2 separate regions of the Homo sapiens genome follow, and region 2 is linked to region 1. Evidence: chromatin loops called from intact Hi-C (ENCODE). Cell type or tissue: CD14-positive monocyte. All regions are shown on one strand. Each heading gives the region's core, and the rest is flanking DNA. Links, peaks and the distances in the headings are about the cores only.

Region 1 (8,222 bases), core at 2,135-7,134:
TTAGAGGAGTTTTGCTGCCATTCTTTTTGTGAAGTTTTTTTTTTTTCCCTTTCTTCACAAATTTCTCTTTTTCTTTAGTAGTTAGAGGACACTGTGCCGTTGTAGACTTGCCTTGGATATAGTAATCTTATAACGGGGATTGGCAGTTGATGATCTTGATCTTTGTAAAAGCAATAGTTTTATTCCTGTACATTTTTTAATATGATTAAAAGCTTGTTCATTTTTTGGTATGAGTTTAATGTTTTGCTTTCATATAGCTACTGTTAGCATGCTATATACATAGATATACATAAATATGCGTTGATATTTGTCAGTCTTGTTAAGCATAAAAGTTTACTGATACATAAGCAGAATATGTATGGAAAGTAAAAAAAGTTTACTAAAATATTTTCCCTTTTTTAAATATTTTTACTTAACTCTTCTTGCCTTTTCCCCTCTTTTGCCCCAATATTTTGCATCTTAATAGATCAGTACTTTGGAGATTCTAAATTTGGAAGATCAGGGTGCACTTCTGAGTGATGATGAAATATTTGCTAGCCGCCAAACTGGGAAACATACCTGCATGGCCTTGCGCAAATACTTTGAGGCTCACCTGGCCATTAAATTGGAACAAGTGAAGCAGTCACTTCAGAGGACTGAGGGTGGCATTCTTGTCCACCCACAACCCCCGTACAAGGTGAGAGGACCTTGCCTTGAAAGGGAAAGTTCTGTTAGCCCTCTCTGTAGCATCTCAGTCCTGAAACTCACATTCAGATCAGTGGACTCTGTGCTATGTCCATTGTTGGAGTATACTTCCCTGTATGAAGGCAGAACAATTGAAAAATGGATGTAATAGGTGAATTTCAGGGAATTATTTTGCTTCCAGTTGTAAGTTGCTGGGATTCTAGAACTAAAAGATTAACTGAAGTGTGTATAAAAAAGCTTTCTTTTTTTCTTTTTGAGATACGTCTCCCTCTGTCACCCAGGCTGGAGTGCAGTGATGTGACCACACCTCATTGCAACATTAACCTCCCAGGTTCAGGTGATCCTCCCACCTCAACCTCCTGAGTAGTTGGGGGACTATAGGCACACACCACCACACCCAGCTAATTTTTAAATTTTTTTGTGGAGATGGGGGTCTCACTATGTTGTCCTGGCTGGTCTTGGAACTCCTGGACTCAAGCAGTCCTCCCACCTCGACCTCCCAAAGTGCTAGAATTACAGGTGTGAGCCACTGTACCTGGCAAAGAGCTTTTTTGTATGAAAAGTACTAGATGATTTGCCTTCTGTGCAGAATTTCTTTTCTGAAAATGTGTTTATAACTCCACTTCACTATCATTGTGGAATTTGATATGTTTTGGGATAATGACGAGTAGCTGCATGTTTTTTAAAAAATCACCAGCAGATTTCTTGAGACCAGCCTGGGCAACAATAGTGAGACCCTGTCTTTACAAAAATTTTAAAAATTGGCTGGGCCCTGTGGTGTGCATCTGTAGTTCTAGCTACTTGGGAGGCAGAGGTGGGAGGATCATTTGAACCCAGGAGTTCAAGACTGCAGTGAGCTACGATCATATCACTGCACTCCAGTCTGGGCAGAGACTGTCTCAAAAAAAAAAAAAAAAAAAAGGGCATGGTGGTACACCTGTGTCAGCTACTTGGGAGGCTGAGATGGGAGAGTCACTCGAGTCTGGGGGTTTGAGGCCGCACGTGATCGGGCTATGGCACTCCAGTCTGGGCAACAGAGTGAGAACCAGTCTCAAGAAAAAAAAAAGTCACAAATTGAAATCAGTCACATGATGCTTCTTTCTCTTAAGCTGTAACTTATATGCACAAAGGAAACTTTTGTTATCTTTTTGGACAAATCATATTGTGAGTCTAGTTATAAATAAGATAAAAGATTAAGCAATCTATGGTCATTACTTCACATATGGGCTTTTGACTCAAGAATTGTGGAATTTGAAAGGTATTATTATTTAATTTATAATTAAAACCTTGGCCAAGCATGGTGGCTCATGCCTGTAATTCCAGCACTTGAGGAGGCTGAGGTGGGAGGATCGCTTGAGTCTAGGAGTTCAGGGCTGCAGTGAGCTATGATCATGCCACTGCACTCCAGCATGGGCAACAAAATGAGACCCTGTCTCTACAAAAAATAAAATAATTAGCTGGGTGTGGTGGCATGTGCCTGTGGTTCTAGCTACTTGGGATGCTGAGACAGGAGGGCAGCTTGAGCCTGGGAGATTGAGGCTACAGTGAGCCGTGATCAAGCCACTGCCCTCCAGCCTGGGCAGCAAAGTGAGACCCTGTCTTGAAATAAGTAAATAAAATAAAATCTCTTGGCCAGTGAGCTGTGCTCAAGGAGGTAGTAGGCAGATGTAGAGTTATATATAATAATAATACTATATATCTCTCCTTATAGGCATGCTCATATACTCATGAACAGATTGTGGAAATGATGGAATTTTTGATAGAATATGGCCCAGCGCAGCTATATTGGGAACCAGCTGAAGTTTTCCTCAAACTTTCTTGTGTGCAACTCTTGTTGCAGCTTATTTCTATTGCCTGCAATTGGAAGACCTATTATGCAAGGTGGGACCAGAGAGAGATTTCAAATGAAGTTTGATGCATCTTTTTGTTAAAGTTGATGTTGGTTTGCACATTGTATATGCTTAACAAACATTTGTTGAATTGAATTGAAATTTTGGACTTGAATCTGAGAAATTAGATTAGGCATGAAAATATGATTTTTAATTTACAGCACACTTGTTCATATATATGGTCTTGGTGATTGTAAAATTTGCATAATAGGCAAGGATTAGCCTCTGTACTGTCGGAGAAGGTACATGATTTACACGGCCACAGCTGCAGAGCTGGGGTTAAAGTCTTGTCTTGAGCCTGGAGTCCAGGATTCTTTAGTACTTAAAGTGTCTTGCTACTACTTGACAACCATATATAATGTTTATATTACGTTCATATAAAATTGTCCTTTTACTCTTGGAATTCGACATACTGTTAGGATTTTCACAAATTAGTTTAAGGCAGAGCAGGACAAGGCCCAGAAAAGGGTGGCTGATGTAATCAGGAAACTGGGTAGGTTCTATTTGAAGATGATATAAAAAGAAATAAAACTGTTTTGAAAAAGATGGGGTCTTAAGAGAAGATAGTAAAAAAGTTTATAAACAGAGTGCTTGACCTTCTTTTCCTATTCACTCACTGCCATAAAGATAAGAGAGGGGCTTATTTAGGGGAATATAGTAAGTTTGTTAAATCCCAGCATTTAAATATTGTAAGGTACTCTTGGAGCAGGTGTTATTAAACTTTTTGGTTTCAAGATACCTTTACCATATTAATAATTACTGAGAACTCTAAAAGGCTTTTGTTTTTGTGTTATATCTATCAGTATTAGAAATTAAAACAGAAAATGTAAAAATATTTATGCATTAAAAATGTGGGCCAGGCACAGTGGCTCATGCTTGTAATTTCAGCACTTTGGAAGGACGAGGTGGGCAGATCACTTGAGGTCCGAAGTTTGAGACCAGCCTGGGCAATGTGGTGAAACCCCATCTCTACTAAAAATAGAAAAATTAGCCGGGGGTGGTGTTACGCACCTGTAGTCCCAGCTACCTGGGAGGCTGAGGCAGGAGAATCAATTGAACCCAGGAGGCAGAGGTTGCAGGGAGCTGAGATCACGCCACTGTACTCCAGCCTAGGCGACAGAGCAAGTCTTCATCTCAAAAAAAAAAAAGTGAACCCATTGCATGTTTGCGTTATTCATGAAAAATTTCCAAAATAAAACCAGATAATTTTAGCAAGTTTGAAAAAATGTCTGGCCTAATATCTCATATCTGCTTCTGTATTCAGTTTTTGTGACATCACATCATCTCTGGAAGACTCTCTTACTATGCAATGAGAGAATGAGAGTGCAAAAGGAAAGTGACATCTTATTATTACGAAAATAGCTTTGACTTCACAGGACCTTCTGAAAGGGTCTCAGACTTCTAGAGGTCTCCAGACTATACTTTGAGAAGTGCTGTTTTAGAATATTGGAAAAGTAGGTTATTATATTTATTTGGAGAATTGTTTAAAAAGTGATGATAGGCCAGGCGTGGTGGTTCATACCTGTAATCCCAGCACTTAGGGAGGCTGAGACGGGCAGATTGCTTGAGATCAGGAGTTCGAGACCAGCCTGGGCAATATGGTGAAACCCCATCTCTACCAAAAATAAAAAAAATTAGCCTGGTGTGTTGCCGCATGTCTGTAGTCCCAGCTACTAGGGACGCTGAGGTGGGAGGATTGCTTGAGCCCAGGAGGTAGAGAATGCAGTGAGCCAAGATGGTGCCACTGCACTTTAGCCGGGGCAACAGAGCAAGACTCTGTCTCCAAAAAAAAAAAAAAAAAAAAGATGACAGCTTACAAGATAACTAGAAAGGGTATAAATACATTTTTTAAACTGGTACATCTGTGTTTATTTATTTTTTTGTTGGTTTTGGAGACAGAGTCTTGCTCTGTTGCCCAGGCTGGAGTGCAGTGGCAGGATCTTGGCTCACTCCAACCTCCACCTCCCAGGTTCAAGTGATTCTTGTGCCTCAGTCTCTGAAGTAGCTGGGATTACAGACACGCACCACCAAGCCCAGCTACTTTTTGCATTTTTTAGTAGAGACGGGGTTTTGCCATGTTGGCCAGGCTGGTCTCGAACTCCTGGCCTTGAGTGATCTGCCTGCCTCAGCCTCTCAATGTGCTGGGATTATAGGCATGAAACACGGTCCGGCCTGTATTTGGATTATTGAAAAAATATGTCCTTGATTTTAAAAATTTATTTTTAGAAATAAAATTAATAAATGTTTCTGCTTTAGAATATGCAGAATCTTTTAAAGAGAAAAGAAAATTACTCTTAGCATTCACTACGTAATATTTGCAAATACACATAATTAATATTATACTTTTAATCAAATTCATCTTTTTTATGAATATTTTCAAAACATAGAAAGGCACAGAGAATAGTTTAACAACTGCTCCATCATTAACCAGGATTGGCATGTTGTTGTATTTGCTTTTGGCTCAGTTCTTTTTCTGCCTCCCCAGAGTCACCCATCTTCTGAATTTGAACCATATTCTCCCCACTCATGTTTTTATACTATATATATCTGTGTGTTCATAAATAATAACGTCATACTGCTTTGCATGTTTTTAAATTATAAATATTTTCCTAAGTTCATCTTTCACAGCTTGCTTTTTTTACCCTTATATTCTTGAGATTTATATATGTTGATATTTATTTAAAATGCTGTATTTCTATACTGCAGTTTATTCTGCCATTGATGGCTAATTTAGTGTTTTTGTTTGGTTTTTTTGGCTATTAAATAAATGGTATCATGAACCTCCTTTTGGAGGCTCTCTTGAGGATATGATGTAGAGCATCTGGTTTGTAGGGTGTCTGTGTTCTTACCTTTATTGGATATTGCCAAATTGCTTCTAAAAATGTTCATACCATTGTCATCCCCCACCAGCAATATATAGGAGCTTTCATTTCTCTACTTTTTTTTTTCTTTTTTTTTTTTGAGGCAGAGTCTTGCTCTGTCACCCAGGCTGGAGTGCAGTAGTGGTGCAATCTCGGCTTATGGCAACCTCCGCCTCCTGGGTTCAAGCGATTCTCCTGCTTCAGCCTCCTGAGTAACTGGGACTACAGGCGCCCACTACCATGCCCAGCTAATTTTTGTATTTTTAGTAGAGACAGGGTTTCACCATATTGGCCAGGCTGGTCTTGAACTCCTGACCTCGTGATCCACCTGCCCTGGTCTCCCACCACACCCAGCCGGTTTTTTCTTTTTTAACTACAAAAGACATCCAACATTTCTCTACTTTCTTGCCAGTACTTGGTATTGTCAGATTTTTAATTTTATATCTTACATTTTTTATTTTTATATCATTAATGTTGTATTTTGAACCCTTTCCCTCATTCTTTAGGGTTCTTTGAAAATGATTGTCAATGGCTGTAGTTTATGAGTGTACTATACTCTAACACATATGGTGCTCTTGTCTATGTGGGTTTTCTCATTCTTTTGCTATTTTAATGTGGCTAATGAACATCTTAATACATAAATTCTTCTGATTATTTCTTTCTTTCTTTTTTTTTTTTTTTTTGAAACGGAGTCTCACTGTGTTGACCAAGCTCGAGTGCAGTGGTGTGATCTTGGCTCACTGTAGCCTCTGCCTCCCAGATTCAAGCAGTTCTTCCTGCCTCAGCCTCCTGAGTAGCTGGGATTACAGATGCCCACCACCATGCCTGGCTGGTTTTTGTATTTTTTAATAGAGATGGGGTTTCAACATGTTGGCCAGGCTGGTCTTGAATTCCTGACCTCAGGTCATCCGCCTGCCTCAGCCTCCCAAATTGTTGTGATTACCGGCGTGAGCCACTGCACCCGGCCTGAGTCTTTTTTCTTTTCTTTTTTTTTTTTTGTGGAGACAGAGTCTCTCTCTGTGGCCCGAGCTGGAGTGCGGTGGCTCAATCTCAGCTCACTGCAACTTCCGCCTCCTGGGTTCAAGCAATTCTCCTGCCTCAACCTCCCGAGTAGCTGGGACTACAGGCGCCCGCCACTAAGCCTGGGTAATTTATTTTTTTAATTTTTATTTTAGTAGTGACAGGGTTTGGCCATGTTGCCCAGGCTAGTCTTGAACTCCTGAGCTCAGGCAATCTGCCCGCCTCAGCCTCCCAAAGCACTAGGATTACAGGCATGAGACCACGCCTGGCCCTGGCCTGATTATTTCTTTAGGACAGATTGTCAGAGGTGAAATTTCTAGGACAAGGTTTATGAACATTTTAAGAATCTTGTTTCATATTTCCAGATTACTTTCTTTTTCTTCTTTTTTTTCATTTTTCTTTTTTTTTGTTTTTCGAGACAGGCTCTCACTCTGTTGCCCAGACTGGAGTGCAGTGGTGTAATCACGGCTCACCACAGCCTCAACTTCCTGGGCATAGGTGATCCTCCCACCTCAGCCTCCTGAGAAGCTGGGACTACAGGCACGTGCTACCACACCCGGCTAATATCTTATATTTTTTTTTTATAGAAAAAGATAAAACCATGTTGCCCATTCTGGTCTCAAACTCCTGGGTTCAAGTGATCCTCCCACCTTGGCCTCCTAAAGTGTTGGGATTATAGGCTTGAGCCACCGTGCCTGGCCTCCAGATTACTTTCTGGAAAGAGTGTACTAATTTCTACTCTCACCAAAACTTTGAGAGTACGTGTCTCTATATGTTTTCACTAGGATGAAAGGATTCAGGATTATTCTATGTTTTTTATCATAGAAGTTTAATAGGTAAAAATTCCATTGCTATATTTTTTGGAAGTAATGTCATGGTGACTATAAAATCCTCTCTTGATGCGACAGCTTGAGATAGAGCCACACTGGTAGTGCTTCTGATTTATTGTCTCTGTGTGTATGTGTCTATCTGTCTGTGTGTCTCTCTCTCTGTCTCTCTTGATTCTTGTGGCTATACTCTAATTTCCCTTTGACTAATTCTTCCTGTCCAGGAATGACACTGTGCGCTTTGCTTTGGATGTCCTGGCTATTCTTACTGTGGTGCCAAAAATCCAGCTCCAGTTGGCAGAATCAGTGGACGTGTTGGATGAGGCTGGATCTACAGTCTCTACTGTAGGTAGGTTGTACTTTGCCATTTTTGTTGTTTCTTGGTCTGGATTTGTTTTTTCTTTGCCACTCTGGTCTTGGTTACTTACCTGACCTAATTTTGGATTTTAGAACAGAAGTAGTAGAGGGGGGCTCCTTGTCTGTCCTTTATAAGGAGTACCATTCAGCAGATCAGGAACTAATTTAAAAAAAAAAACCAAAAAACAAAAATACAAATGTAGGACCAGATAGTTTGATGTAAGGGAGTCATGCTAGTAAACTCAGGTTTTCTGAGTGGTACTGGCATTTCTGCTATAATGGTATATTATAGCTTTCCTGAAAAGCTCACACTCTGAAGAGTCTTGCACTAAAAATAAAGTTCATGGGAAAAATGGGTTGAGGCAGATAGTAAAAAACTTAAGCATCACAGCTTTCCAGGAGTTAAAGGGAAAAAAAAACAACAAAGTAAGCAGTTTTGTAACCTGAGTCAGTAATTGGCAGGTAGCTCAAAATGGGTAGAAACCGTCATACATATATAAAAAAAGGAAAATATACTTTGATAATATACTTTATTAAGAGCAAGGCTGATCAGGGCACTGCTGGGGTGAGCATGGGAAGTCGTG
Region 2 (8,222 bases), core at 1,146-6,145, 59 kb before region 1:
TTATTTGGCTTTGGTATCAGTAATGATGGTTTCATGGAATGAATTAGGAAGTATCTTTCCTCTTCAGGTTTTGGAGAAGTTTGAGAAGGATTGGTGTTAATTCTTCTTTAAATGTTTGGTAGGCCTGGTGCAGTGGTTCATGCCTGTAATACCAGCATTTTGGGATGCCGAGGCAGGCGGGTTGTGTGAGGTCAGGAGTTCAAGACCAGCCTGGCCAACATGGTGAAACCCCGTCTCTACTAAAAGTACAAAAATTAGCCGGGCATGATGGCGCGTGCCTGTAGCCCCAGCTATTCGGGAAGCTGAGGCAGGAGAATCGCTTGAACCCAGGAGGTGGAGGTTGCAGTGAGTCAAGATCACGCCTCTGCACTCCAGTCTGGGCGACAGAGCAAGACTCCGTCTCCAAATAAATAAATAAATAAATAAATAAATAAATAGTTTGGTAGGCTGGGCGTGGTGGTTTGTCCCTGTAATCCTAGCACTTTGGGAGGCTGAGGCAGGAAGATTGCTTGAGCCCAGGAGTTCACGACCAGCCTAGGCAACATAGGAGGGGGACCCTGTCTTTAAAAAAGAAAAAAAGGGAGAGGAAAGAGGAGAGAGAGAGAGAAAGAGGAGAGAAGAAAAAGGAAGAAAGAATTGGTTAAATTGTTGCCACATTCTACCAGCCTGGCTAGTACTCTTCAAGATTGTCAAGGTCATGTAAAACAAAAACAAATCCCCAAACTATCTATCATAGACCAGAGGACAGTAGATAGACATGACAGCTGAATGCAGTGTATCCTAGATGAGATCATGGAACAAAGCACATGATTTGAAAAATGGTGAAATCTGAATCAGGTCTGGAGTTTAGTTAATAATAATGTAACAATGTTGGTTTCTTAATTTTGACAGTGTACCACTATAATATGGTAACATGAGGGAAAACTGAACTGGGTGAGAGGTATGTGGGAACACTGTGTACTATCTTTGCAGCTTTTCTGTAAATCTAAAATTACTCCACATAAAAAGTTTGTTTTGGCTGGGCACAGTGGCTCACGCCTGTAATCCCAGCACTTTAGGAAGCTGAGGTGGGCGGATCACGCGGTCAAGAGATCGAGACCAGACTGGCCAACATGGTGAAACCCTGTCTCTACTAAAAATACAAAAATTAGCTGGGTGTGGTGGTGTGCGCCTGTAATCCCAGCTACTTGGGAGTCTGAGGTGGGAGAATCGCTCGCTTGAATCCGGGATGTGGAGGTTATAGTGAGCTGAGATTGTGCCACTGCACTCCAGCCTGGCGACAGAGTGTGACTCTGTCTTAAAAAAAAAAAGAAAAGAAAAGAAAAAAAGTTTGTTTTAAAAATATATTTATCGAGGCCAAGCACAGTGGCTCATGCCTGTAATCCCAGCACTTTGGGAGGCCGAGGCAGGCGGATCATGAGGTCAGGAGTTCGAGACCAGCCTGGCCAATATGGTGAAACTCTATCTCTACTAAAAATACAAAAATTAGCCGGGCATGCTGGCGTGTATCTGTAGTCCCAGCTACTCGGGAGACTGAGGCAGAAGAATCACTTGAACCTGGGAGATGGAGGTCGCAGTGAGCCGAGATCGTGCCACTGCACTCCAGCCTGGGTGACAGAGCAAGATGCCATCTCAAAAAAATAAAAATAAAAATAACAACGTATGTATAGTTAGTAGATAGCAGTAAAATATGCAACCTGAGTTTTCTCAGGTTGAAGTCAGAAGTCCATATTAGTCTGTCACACCTACAGCATTTCCTTTTTGTGGCTTTGGTTAGAAAGTCTGAAAATATGGCGGGGTGTGGTGGCTCACACCTGTTGTCTCAGCACTTTGGGGGGCTAAGGCAGGAGGATCACCTGAGGTCAGGAGTTTGAGGCCAGCCTGGGCAACAGTGAGACCCCACCTGAACAAATAATAAAAATAAAAATAAGCTGGGCATGGCAACACATACTGTAATCTCAGCTACTCTGGAGGCTGAGGTGGGAGGATCACTTGAGCCCAGGTGGTTGAGGCTGCAGTGAGCTGGGACCGCGCTACTGCACTCAAGCCTGGGAGGCAGAGTGAGATCCTTAAAAAAAAAAAAAAAAAAAAAGAATCTGCCGGGTGTGGTTTTCACAGCTGTAATCCCAGCACTTTGGGAGGCCAAGGCAGGCAGATCATGAGGTCAGGAGATTGAGACCATCCTGGCTAACACGGTGAAAGCCCGTCTCTCCTAAAAATACAAAAAATTTGCTGGCGTGGTGGTACAAGCATGTAGTCCCAGCTACTTGGGAGGCTGAGGCAGGAAAATCGCTTGAACCCAGCAGGTAGACGTTACAGTGAGCCGAGATGGCGCCACTGCGCTCCAGCCTGGCGACAAAGCAAAACTCTGCCTCAAAAAAAAAAAAAAAAAAAAAAAAATAAATAATCTTTTTGATTTTGTTCAATTTTTGGGGTAGGGCAGGTATTTTCCTTTGGAGTTATGTGTAATCCAGGTGACATGAATCACTACTATTGGAATTGCATCTACTTGATTAAAACATAAATATTTGCATTTTATAATACAATGCAATAATGCAATGCAATAATGATATCATCTTTTACATGTATTTCTTTTGGTTTTATGGTAGATATCTTTAGAAGAGTTCATTTTAGATCAGCTAGTAATTCCTGTCTGATGTGAAACTCTTTATGGAATGGTTGCTGTTTCTGAGAAGATACGCATTTTGCGTGGCAGAATATGACATTTTGATTTTAAGGCTACTTTTATAAAGAAGTTGATGCCATAACCTGTCAAACATTTGCGTCTCATTTATCCCTTTTGGATCCCCTTATAAGCCTCTCATATGTGGGTGTCTTATTTGGTCCTCCAAAGCTCACCTCAGCTCCCTGCCCTTCTGCATTCCTAGTTTGAACCACTCAACCCAGCCAACCTTCTCTGCCTCTCTTCTAGCCTCTTCTTTCCAGGAAATCAGCTGTGAGAGAGGTTAGGAAGCTTGAAGGATAAATGAGTTTTATAGTGTTCCTTCTCCACTTTCATGCTGGCAGTAGTGTCCATTTCATTTCTTGGCCTTCTCTTTAAGAATTAACAGAGCTGGGCGCGGTGGGTCACGCCTGTAATCCCAGCACTTTGGGAGGCTGAGGCGGGTGGATCACCTGAGGTCAGGAGTTCGAGATCAGCCTGACCAACATGGTGAAACCCTGTTTCTACTAAAATACAAAAATTAGCTGGGCGTGGTGGTGCATGCCTGTAATCCTAGCTACTTGGGAGGCTGAGGCAGGAGAATTGCTTGAACCCGGGAGGCAGAGGTTGCAGTGAGCCGAGATTGTGCCATTGCACTCCAGCCTGGGCAGTAAGAGTGAAACTCTGTCTCAAAAAAAAAACAAAACAAAAAACGGAGTTTGAGACTAGCCTGGCCAGCGTGGTGAAACTGCGTCTCTACTAAATGTACAAAAATTAGCCAGGCATGGTGGCGGGCGCCTGTAATTCCAGCTACTCGGGAGGCTGAGGCAGGAGAATTGCTTGAACCCGAGAGGTGGAGGTTTCAGTGAGCCGAGATTGTGCCATTGCACTCCAGCCTGGGTGACAGAGTGAGACTCCATCTCAAAAAAAAAAAAAAAAAAGAAAAAATTAAACAGGAGTGTGCCATGCTGTTTATCTTTGATAGAACTTCCCTCAAAGGACTAACGAGCAAAATATTTTGGGAGTAGTTTTGGCCACATTTTGTGCTTAAAAAAATGTAAGCACAAAGTTTTAGACCTCAGAGATCTAGGCCTGGGATTATTGTATATATTACAGGTAGGCATTAGGTAAATCTATTTTTTTTTCTTTTTGAGACGGAGTCTTGCTCTGTCGCCCAAGCTGGAGTGCAATGGTGTGATCTCGGCTCACTGCAACCTCTACCTCCCAGGTTCAAGTGATTCTCCTGCCTCAGCCTCCCAAGTAGCTGGGATTACAGTCACCTGCCACCATGTCCAGATAATTTTTGTATTTTTAGTAGAGACAGGGTTTCATCATGTTGGCCAGGCTGGTCCCGAACTCCTGACCTCAGGTGATCCACCTGCCCCAGCCTCCCAAAGTGCTGGGATTACAGGTGTGAGCCACCATGCCTGGTGGTAAATGCATTTTTGATGAGGGAAAGGTACCATATTTTTTGTCTCATTTTCAAAGGGACTCCTCAAAAGGTTAAGAATCACTGTTTTGATCCAGCTTCTTGCCTCATTTGACAGTTGAAGCTGAGGCTGAGAAAGGCGAAAGTACTTGTTCATCACTACTGAATGGGTATCTAGGCTTGATGAGTATCCCGAGTTTTCTGCTGTACCACAAATAAATCCAAAGGGTTCAAGGGGTTAAATTTCCCTTTTTAATTTTTTCTCTTGCCTTCTCGTCCTTTTCTACCCCTTCTTCACTTTTATTTGCTTGTGTTCATTTATTGGTTGTCTTTTTTATTTTTATTTTTGCTTCCTTAGGCAAAGCCATGACTACAGTAGTGGTACATGTGGACTCCAAAGCTGAGCTCACTACCCTGCTGGAGCAGTGGGAAAAGGAACATGGCAGTGGGCAGGACATGGTACCTATCCTTACCAGGTATGAATAACTTTTTTAAAACCTAGTTTAATAAAAAACCTCGGACACAACTCATACGCTAGATTTCTTCATACACACACACACACACACACACACACACACACACACAAACTAGTTTAAAAAGAAGCAAAAATTGGTGTGGAGAATAGCATAGGAACATTTTCACCTAGACTGTAAATTCTAAATCAATTTTTTTCTTTCCTCAGATTTAGTCTTTATCTCCCTACTTCCTGAAGCTGTTTAATTTTCTTATTTAATTTAATTTAATTTTTTTTTTTTGAGTCAGAGTTTTGCTTTGTTGCCCAGGCTGGAGTACAATGGTGTGATCTCGGCTCACTGCAACCTCCGTCTCCTGGGTTCAAGGGGTTCTCCTGCCTCAGCCTCCCAAGTAGCTGGGATTACAGGCTCCCACCACCATGCCCGGCTACTTTTTATATTTTTTAGTAGAGACGGGGTTTCACCATGTTGATCAGGCTGGTCTCGAACTCCTTACCTTAGGTGATACACCCGCCTTGGCCTCCTCCCAAAGTGCTAGGATTACAGGCGTGAGCCACTGAGCCTGGCTTTTTTTTTTTTTTTCATACGGAGTTTTGCTCTTGTTGCCCAGGCTAGAGTGCAATGGCGTGATCTCAGCTTACTGTAACCTCCGCCTCCTGGGTTCAAGCAATTCTCCTGCTTCAGCCTCCTGAGTAGCTGGGATTACAGGCGTTTGTCACCACGCCCAGCTAATTTTTGTATCTTTTTAGTAGAGACGGGGTTTCACCATGTTGGTCAGGCTGGTCTTGAGCTCCTGAGCTCAGGTGATCCACCTGCCTTGGCCTCCCAAAGTGCTGGGATTACAGGTGTGAGCCACCATGCCCAGCATATTTTTAAATTAAAAAAATAAAAATAAAAAAAATTAGACTCATTTCCCAACTGTTTGGTGAATGTATCTTTTTTTTTTTTTTTTTTTTTGAGATGGAGTGTTGCACTGTCTCCTGGGCTGGAGTGCAATGGCACGATCTCGGCTCACTGCAACCTCCGCCTCCCGGGTTCAAGTTATTCTTCTGCCTCAGCCTCCCGAGTAGCTGGGATTACAGGTGCACGCCACCACACCCGGCTAATTTTTGTATTTTTAGTAGAGACGGGGTTTCACCATGTTGGCCAGCCTGGTCTTGAACTCCTGAGCTCAGGTGATTCACCTGCCTTGGCCTCCCAAAGTGCTGGGATTACAGGTGTGAGCCACTGCGCCCGTCCTGGTGAATATATCTTTACCTGGCTCTTCTGGCTCTGTTTTTTTGGAGACAGGGTCTCACTCTGTCACCAGGCTGTAGTGGCATGATCTCAGCTCACTGCAGCCTTGATCTCCTGGACTCAAGCCATCTTCTTACCTCAGCCTCCCTACTAGATGAGACCACAGGTGTGCACCACCACACCTGACTAATTTTTAAATTTTTTGTAGAGGGAGGGTCTCCCTGTGTTACCCAGTCTGGTCTTGAACATCTGGGCTCAAGCAATCCTCCTGTCTCGGCCTCCCAAAGTGCTGGGATTACAGGCGAAGCCACAGTGCTGGCCTACTTGGCTCTTCTACAGATACCTGAAACAGACCATGTCCAAAATTGAGCTTATCATCCTCATTTCTGTGTGTCTCCTCATTTATTCATAACTTAATGCTTTTTTTATTCCCTACCTTGGTTTTAAACTGAATGGTTTTAAACTGAAAAACTTTTTTTGTTTTTATTTTTTGGGGGGATGGAGTCTCACTCTGTTGCCTAGGCTGGAGTGCATTGGCATGATCTTGGCTCACCACAACCTCCACCTGCCAGGTTCAAGCAATTCTCCCTGCCTCAGCCTCCTGAGTAGCTGGGATTACAGGTGCCCGCCACGACGCTGGCTAATTTTTGTATTTTTAGTAGAGGTGGGGTTTTGCCATGTTGGCCAGGCTGTTCTCGAACTCCTGACCTCAAGTGACCTGACTGCCTCGGCCTCTCAAAGTGCTGGGATTACAGGCGTGAGCCACTGTGCCCGGCATATTTTACCTTTCATTTTTTTTGAGACGGAGTCTTGCTCTCTGCCCCAGGCAGTGGTGCGATCTTGGCTCACTGCAACCCCCACCTCCTAGGTTCAAGTGATTCTCCTGCCTGAGCCTCTGGAGTAGCTGGGATTACAGGCATAAGCCACCATGCTCGGCTAATTTTTCTGTTTTTTTTAGTAGAGATAGGGTTTTGCCATGTTGGCCAGGCTGGTCTTGAACTCCTGACCTCAGGTGATCCACCCACCTCGGCCTCCCAAAGTGCTGGGATTACAGGAGTGAGCCATTGCGCCTGGCCTGCATTAGGTATTGCTCATGTCTTGACTGGCCCATTAAGCAGTGTGCCTTATAAGTTTACCCTCCAGTTTACCCTCTTTTAATACATCCTCCCCCTTGCTGAAAGATTCCTTTTTCTCATACACAAATAGGATTTTCCTACCTTCATTCATACCTACATTCTTCTCCGACTTCCTTTTTCCTACAGAGTAAAATGTAAAGTTTTTAGTGTGGCCTATGTGGCCATTTATGATGTGGCTTACTTTCATAATATTGTAGTTCTTTCGCTGTAAAAAGTAAGAAATCAATGCATAAAAAGTTGTTTTCACAGCTATGATATTGGGGATGGGATGTTGAGGATTCCCACGTTCCAGTGACCTTCTCCTTAGAAAACCCATGAGCACCTCTACCCAGCCTTTACTTTTCACTCTTTCTACCTTAACAGATTTTTTCAATAAAATTATGTACCACACAGTTATTAAGTACCAGGCAGTGGGTAGATCATCATTTGAGGAGACACCAATAAAAAGACATAGTATGTGCTTTCAAGAATTTTACAATTTAGTGAGGAAACACGTGTAAAAAAAACGGTTCTAGTATAGTGTGGTATAATGGCAGAAAATTAAAATACATACACATGAATGATAGGAGTATTAAAACAAATCAAGGGGTGCTGGGTTTGGTGCCTCACACCTGTAATCCCAGCCCACTGTAAATGGCATCACATCATAAGTAGCCCCACAGGATGAGAAAAAGGAGGATGGCCTCTTTTTTCTCCCTCATAGTATTAGTCTCTTTCTGTAAGTATTAACTTTTTTTTTTTTTTTTTTTTTGAGGCAGACTCTAGCTCTGTCGCCCAGGCTGGAGTGCAGTGGCACAATCTTGGCTCACTGCAACCTCCGCCTCCTGGCTTCAAGCAATTCTCCTGCCTCAGCCTCCCGAGTAGCTGGGATTACAGGCGCCCACCACCACGCACGCCCAGCTTATTTTTGAATTTTTAGTAGAGATGGGGTTTCACTGTGTTGGCCAGGCTGGTCTCGAACTCCTGACCTCATGATCCGCCCACCTCAGCCTCCCAAAGTGCTGGGATTACAAGCATGAGCCACCCTGCCCGGCTGGATTAACGTATTTTTTAATGTCTTTGTGCCTTTACACTTGGTATTTCTTTGGCCTGAAATGCCTTTCCTTGGCATGTCTGCATGGCAGGCCTAGTCCTTAGAAGAAGTAGTTCAAGAATCATGTCTGTAAAACCTTCACTGACTTTGACTTTCATAGGTAGGTTTGGGCTCCCCATCATTAAAAAAAATTTTTTTTTTTTTTTTTTTTTAGTGACAGGGTCTCACTGTGTTACCCAGGATAGAGTGCAGT

What was found. A loop is a pair of places that touch in the nucleus more often than their neighbours do. Peaks named below come from ENCODE experiments on the same cell type or tissue, not always from the same donor. Only the 100,000 strongest peaks of a DNase experiment are listed, where the experiment ranks them.
Region 2: it touches region 1 in a loop (2.0-fold over the local background); 4 of 110 quality-filtered maps call a loop at or near these places.

What each region holds. Positions count from the first base shown.
Region 1 is chr3:51,421,715-51,429,936 of GRCh38, reverse strand. It overlaps DCAF1 (DDB1 and CUL4 associated factor 1), which reads left to right. Exons shown (of 25, transcript NM_001387579.1): 12 at 467-676; 13 at 2,396-2,565; 14 at 7,506-7,630. Among named protein-coding and RNA genes, the nearest start is that of RBM15B, 35 kb to the right of the region's middle. In CD14-positive monocyte, for the core only: no CTCF peak of the experiment used is centred there; no DNase peak of the experiment used is centred there.
Region 2 is chr3:51,480,064-51,488,285 of GRCh38, reverse strand. It overlaps DCAF1 (DDB1 and CUL4 associated factor 1), which reads left to right. Exons shown (of 25, transcript NM_001387579.1): 3 at 4,450-4,567. The coding sequence starts at 4,458. Among named protein-coding and RNA genes, the nearest start is that of DCAF1, 16 kb to the left of the region's middle. In CD14-positive monocyte, for the core only: no CTCF peak of the experiment used is centred there; no DNase peak of the experiment used is centred there; H3K27ac peaks cover 301 bases.